Regions from separate parts of the Mus musculus genome. Here region 2 is linked to region 1. The links are chromatin contacts, found by Hi-C or POLR2A ChIA-PET in ENCODE. All regions are on one chromosome and are shown on one strand. Each heading gives the region's core, a stretch centred on a gene start or an enhancer-like site at or near the end of the contact. The rest is flanking DNA. Distances are from core to core; before and after follow the strand shown. Region 1 holds the start of Oxsm (3-oxoacyl-ACP synthase, mitochondrial). Region 2 overlaps Rarb (retinoic acid receptor, beta).

What was found. Hi-C counts contacts between places; a loop is a spot of excess contacts on that map. ChIA-PET counts read pairs that join two places held with the same protein, here RNA polymerase II (POLR2A).
Region 2: a loop to region 1 is called in a map of Patski, with 2.7 times the contacts of the local background. The contact joins the enhancer-like site here to the promoter of Oxsm in region 1. A Hi-C loop is called at or near these places in 1 of 37 maps with a recorded cell type or tissue (Patski). POLR2A ChIA-PET finds 5 or more read pairs at or near these places in 1 of 5 experiments (Patski).

What each region holds. Positions count from the first base shown.
Region 1 is chr14:16,241,823-16,245,118 of GRCm38, reverse strand. It overlaps Oxsm (3-oxoacyl-ACP synthase, mitochondrial), which reads left to right and starts at 1,788. Exons shown (of 3, transcript NM_001359883.1): 1 at 1,788-1,829; 2 at 2,321-3,296. The coding sequence starts at 2,352.
Region 2 is chr14:16,508,402-16,511,279 of GRCm38, reverse strand. Rarb (retinoic acid receptor, beta) reads left to right here. Exons shown (of 8, transcript NM_011243.2): 3 at 2,205-2,346. Among named protein-coding and RNA genes, the nearest start is that of Rarb, 66 kb to the left of the region's middle. Within about 2 kb of position 1,256, at least 1 of the 3 ENCODE cell types and tissues checked has a DNase peak (open chromatin) inside an H3K27ac peak, as active enhancers do.

The DNA.
Region 1 (3,296 bases), core at 539-3,038:
GTGCTAAAATAATATTACAAACAGAAGTTTAATTGTTTGGATAGAAAGTTTATTTAATTGAGAACTGTATTTGGAAATAAAGCTTTGAACCAGAGAAATAATAAGAGGAGGCAATGATAAGCAAAACCAAGTTGAAGATTTGTATTCATGAATACACCATGATATTTTAGCAAACAATACGGTAATAATTCACATATAGCTGTTATTATGATTTTAAAAACTTCTTAACCCTTTCCAGATGGAAGTAAAATGATCACAGAGAGAAATATAAATATACATTATGGTCTTGTTATATCACGTTTTATGTGGGTGCATTGTTTTGAGAACAATTCTTTCCCTGGGAAGATGTAAACAAATACCCAGCCTCTTTATAAAGCAACAACAATAAATCAAAGCAAAATCCCCAGGTCCGACTTAGGGCACTCTAAGTTTATTCAGCTTACTTCAGAGCATGGGTGAAGGGTTCCTTACAGGAGTAAGTGCCTAGGGCATCTGCACGGCCAGAAAGTTTCACTGCAGCATGGATGATGACATGACTTCTCCATGGCTGCATAGACAGAGTTCCCCTTTCAGCTAACCTTCCACAGTCCACATACCCCAATGCCTTTTGAGATCAGAAATTTGTATGTAAAACAAATTGCCAAAAGGTACTGGAGGAAACAGCACAATTTTCACTGCAGGGAGATCATACTAAGCAAATGGTGAGCTACTGGATCAGGAACAAGTTGAATTTTCTTAAACATTTTAGACAGAGTAGACAATAAATCATATCCAGGAGTAATGAGGAAATAGCTAAACTTACCTCAGATTCTTTTCTACATTTGGAAAGCAAGCATACGTGGCAACGATGGCCTGAAGAGGTTATTGCCCACAAGAAAATATATAATCATGACTACAAGATAGCATAGTCTATCCTTTATCTGAAGAAAAAGCAAAGCTCACACGTGGGACAGACTTGAACAGTTAATAGACATCCCCTGGCTGTGTTGCTACTTATCCTACTTATCCATTACAGATTTATCTCTGAGCAAGTAAAACTTTCGTAAGCTCAGGAATTTCCACTTCAGATATTGGGCAATCTTCTGGTCACTTCCTGTCATGAGTCAGCCCTTTTTATTGTTACAGAAGTAGCTGTTTACATCATTTGCTAAAGTAAATAAAGGTAAGGAAAAATGGAGGTAGAGGGGACACCATAAGCACTGCAGATCACTACAGACGTTAGGTTTTGTTATATTTTAAAGACAAAGTCTTCAGGTTGGTAGCCCAGGCTCCCTTTGCACTCTCTCCACAGCTGAGGACAGAGCTCCTGATCCTCTGCCGCCCAGGTGCTGAAATTGAGCGGTACCATTATCTGATCTCTTTGCAAACCTTTAAAAGTTTTGTAACTAACGTCTCCTAACAAATTCTCAACGTCTTTGCACATTTCTAAGTATTCAGCCATAGTATTATTTTATTGTCTACGTGGCATTTAGATGTTTCCCCAAACGACCTCGGTTTCTTGGTGACATTCTGAAGAGTTCTATGAATATTTTCTACAGAGCTACCAGGGAGGCTACAGCTATAGGTCCTCCCCGGAATGTCCTGGGGAAATGACAGCCGCCCTTCTCTGGCAGCACAGGAATATCTAGGCATTATCGCTGTTGACTAGGTGAGGTTTCCCAAGCGATCAAAACAGGCTCTGAGGCTAGAGCGGGGCACTCACAACCCGGAACCCGGAGGAAGCTCTGGCCGGAGCGTCTGACCTCTGACATCAGGCACCGGGCGGAAACGCTGCGCTGCGGATGAGTGCGCATGCGCACTCGGTGGGCGCCCGCAAAGGCTTGTTTCAGGTAGTGACTGCAGTGTGCACCCGGGTTTCAGGGTAGGGGTGGAGGGCGTCGCGTGGCTGTGAATCCCTGAGAGCTCCTAACGCTGAGCTCGGGAAGTTACACCCGGCCTTCCTAATACGGCGGTGCTGGGCTGTGGCGGGACCGCCTGAAAGGTTATCTGCCCTACACGGAAGTAGATAAAGTGCACAAGGCAGAATGGGCCTGAGGCGGCCTCCTGTGCATTAATCTTAGAAATGCCACATGGACTCAGTCCACACTGTACAGTAATCTTCGGTGAGCCTGAAGAAGGATGCCCCCTGTAGGGTGGGTTGGCGTTGTAAAACCCAGTGAGCTAGCTATCAGTTGACAGTCTGAAGGACCTCATAGATTACAAATAAAAGTTAAGTCCAAGCGAGGGTTGCATTTCTCTGTGACCACAGTCACACCTAGGGTGTGTGTAAGATTCTACTGTCGTTTAAATGATGCTTGCTGTCTCTTGTGGTCTATTCCAGGAATGTGTTTCTGATCTTCTGAATTTCAACCATGTTGTCAAAATGCTTGCAACATTTTCTAAAAGCCACAATCTCCCATCCATATCCAGCGTCATATTCTTGGTTAATAAGCAAACACAGATTTTATGGAACTGTGCCAGCAGCCATGTTGCGCAGACGAGTTGTCATCACAGGCATTGGCCTAGTGACACCACTTGGCGTTGGGACTCAACTAGTTTGGGATCGGCTTCTCCGAGGAGAAAGTGGAATTGTTTCTGTGGTTGGTGATGAGTACAAGAATATCCCTTGCAGTGTAGCTGCTTATGTACCAAGAGGTCCACATGAAGGTCAGTTTAATGAAGAAAACTTTGTGTCCAAATCAGATGCCAAGTCCATGTCTTCTTCCACCATCATGGCTGTTGGGGCAGCAGAGTTGGCCCTGAAAGACTCCGGCTGGCATCCGAAACGAGAAGCAGATCAGGTGGCTACTGGCGTTGCCATTGGCATGGGCATGGTTCCTCTTGAAGTTATTTCTGAAACTGCTTTGCTGTTTCAGACCAAAGGTTATAATAAAGTCAGCCCATTCTTTGTCCCTAAGATTCTGATCAATATGGCTGCAGGCCAGGTTAGCATTCGCTACAAACTCAAGGGCCCCAATCACTCAGTGTCCACAGCCTGCACCACAGGTGCACATGCTGTGGGAGACTCCTTTAGATTCATAGCCCATGGTGACGCAGATGTGATGGTGGCTGGGGGCACAGACTCTTGCATTAGTCCATTATCTCTCGCTGGGTTTTCCAGAGCCCGGGCTCTGAGCTCAAACCCAGATCCTAAGCTAGCCTGCCGGCCGTTTCATCCAGAGAGAGATGGTTTTGTCATGGGTGAGGGAGCTGCTGTGCTGGTGCTGGAAGAACATGAGCATGCTGTTCAGAGAGGAGCTCGGATCTACGCAGAAATTTTGGGTTATGGACTCTCGGGTGATGCCGGTCACATAACT
Region 2 (2,878 bases), core at 7-2,506, 270 kb before region 1:
GCCCATTTTTAATACCGAAGGCCAATCGTATGAGGCCTTTGATTTTGAGTTAGACATATATGTGGCTTTAAATCACAAGAAATATGAGTTCCCTCAGAATTTCTCAAAAAAGAAAACTCTTATTAAATGCTGATATGCCCCTGATATTAACTCATATTCTGTCTCAGCAAGGAATGGGCATCCCAGGGTTCTGAACCATCCATAAACTTACTATCAACAGGGCATGAGATTTCATCTGAGCATTGGCTCACTGGGTTATGTTTATGGTGCTGGATCCTCAAGCAAGCCAGAGCTAAAACAATTCCATCTTGATCTTAAAGCATCATATAAAAAACCATTAAATTGTCAGTGGCCTGGGGCTCTGTGCCCCTCCTCATCCACACACAGTCCTGGAAGCTGAGGTCTCTAGCAGGGGTGAGGTTTGTGTAGGATGGCAGTGAAGGAAGGCAAAGATGTGGTTGACATAAAACTCCACATGAATCACAGACAGTCTCTGTTTACCCAACACACAGATCAAAATACCTCCCAGCATGTATCATAGTCAGCAAGGGTTCTGCCGTGCTGGAAATGATTTCCTGAAACTGAGACGTGCTGACACCCAGCCAAAGTCTGATCTGGAAAACTAAGAAGTCGTATTTGGTTTCGGTCATTGTTTCTGAGCCATACTGATGGGCAATTAGTGATGGATAAAGTTCTCCAGTTCTCTCTTATTTCCCTGAATATCATGGTGTTCTTTTTCTGTGCTCCCTAGCCTCTAAAACATTGCCAAACTGAATATTTGGGTTTTAATAAATGAAAAAGGTGCCTGAGTTCCTGCCTCTTTTGTTCCTCACACACACAAAGACTATTGTCTCTACCGTGTTCTTGGTCAAGGAATAATGATTTTTCTTTTAATGTCGAGTTGGTACCTCTGAGAACCAGAGGTGCCATGTAGTATTCTGAGAAAGGTGTCCTGCCACAAAAGTACACACTTCTCAGATTCTAGAACACTGGTGACCTGTTGTTTTCTATTCTGATCATTCTTATAACACCGAAGGTAGAAAAATAAGCCATGTTTTCTTGAAATAATGTGTGTATAGGGGCTTCTGACAGCTCTGGTTTAGTCTTAAACCAGATTCCCAGGCCCTTACAGTAAAACCTTGCCAACAACCATATGTTTATTTAGACTTTTCAAATCCTAGGGCACCTGTGTGAAAATCATGAGCAGCACGCACTCCGTGAGAGTTCTTGGCTCACAGTCAGTGAGCATTGGTGGGAGTTAGTCAGGCTTCTGCCGTGGTAATCAACTGCAGGCAAGGTTTTGCCCACACGAGAAGACTGTTCAGCATATTTCCTGCCTTTGAGAGAATGGTTTGTAGAGTGGTTGTTAATCCCACTGCAACTGCTCAGGTAGAGACCCACACTTTTAATACTCAGGGCAGCAATTCTCTGTCATGCAAAAAGAAGAGAGTGAAGATAACAGAAGAGCATTTATCACCTGCTACATCCTCATGTTGATTTGAACAAGCAGCACTCTATTAACCATGGTAACAGAGGGGACAGAGAGGATATACGGCCCCTACTTTTGAACATAAAGTTTGCCCATTTCATTACTGTTTGGCACAGTTTCAGAATATGTTGCTGAGTTTATCAAAGCATTCTCGGGAAGTTTAAAACAATGGCAACACACTCAGCACACACATGTAAATAAAGTAAAATAAAAACTGTATTTAATTTCTTAATGAGGAGACTAACTGCAAAGCTGGCTCAAAGGATAATATGAGAGAAATTCAAATAGATAATAGGTAGGTAGGTAGGTAGGTAGGTAGGTACTTTAACTAAGCTGGCATGGATTCCAGCTCTGTCTGATGTTTTCCAAGCAAATTAACTTGATATTTGTTTTAGTGAGACACTAGCAGCCATCTCTAGTTTTGAGTGGAAGAGTCTTTGGGGCTAAGGAGGTGAGAAGAGAGTGTCCCAGCCCCTTGGAACTATAGGCAGTTGTAAGCTGCCAGGTGTGAGTGCCAGGTACAGAACCTGTATCCTCTGCAAGAACAAAAGTGCTCTTAGCCACTGAACTGTGTTTCTAAACCTGGGGGCTAGGGTTTTAACTTTAGTTTTTGTAGCCATTCCTCTATCAGCAGACTGAGCCCAGGGTGCATCCCAAGGTGGGTTCTGGTCTCTCATGAAGCTAGCTATTTATCTGCTCATCTTCTTGCTTGCAGGGCTTTTTCCGCAGAAGTATTCAGAAGAACATGATCTACACTTGCCATCGAGATAAGAACTGCGTCATTAACAAGGTCACTAGGAACCGATGCCAGTACTGCCGCCTGCAGAAGTGCTTTGAAGTGGGCATGTCCAAAGAGTGTGAGTGGGATTTCTCTTTACTTATTTCTACATCTATGTGTGCAGTTTCTAAGATTCAATCATCAAGAGTGTTAACATAGGACATTCAGATGTGACAGGAATGGCACGCTACCATGGCCAGGTATAAAAAGAGATGACATGATGAAAGAACCATAAAGTCTCTCTGACGAACTTGAGTGGTTGTTGGTGAAAACCAAGTCATAGGTGTTGTGATTATAAATTCCAGAAGGGTTCTTTACTTAGTGGGGCTCCCTAGCTGACAGACAGTGAGGCCATGGCTCCTCTGTATCCTCATCCTGGCAGTGGACATACTGTAGCATGAGAATGAAGGAAACGAAAAGCCATAATACTTGCAGAAGTACAGATTGCCTATTTGTAGATGGGAGGCATGCTGCACACTTATTATAGAGGGATTTGGGCACGGGGCACACTGAAATTTTTCTTAAGTTGAATTAGCTTTTCTCTTCTAAACTATTCCTTCCCAACAAAAGTGGGAATGACAAAAATACTTAAATGAGTTAAAAGTTGCCTA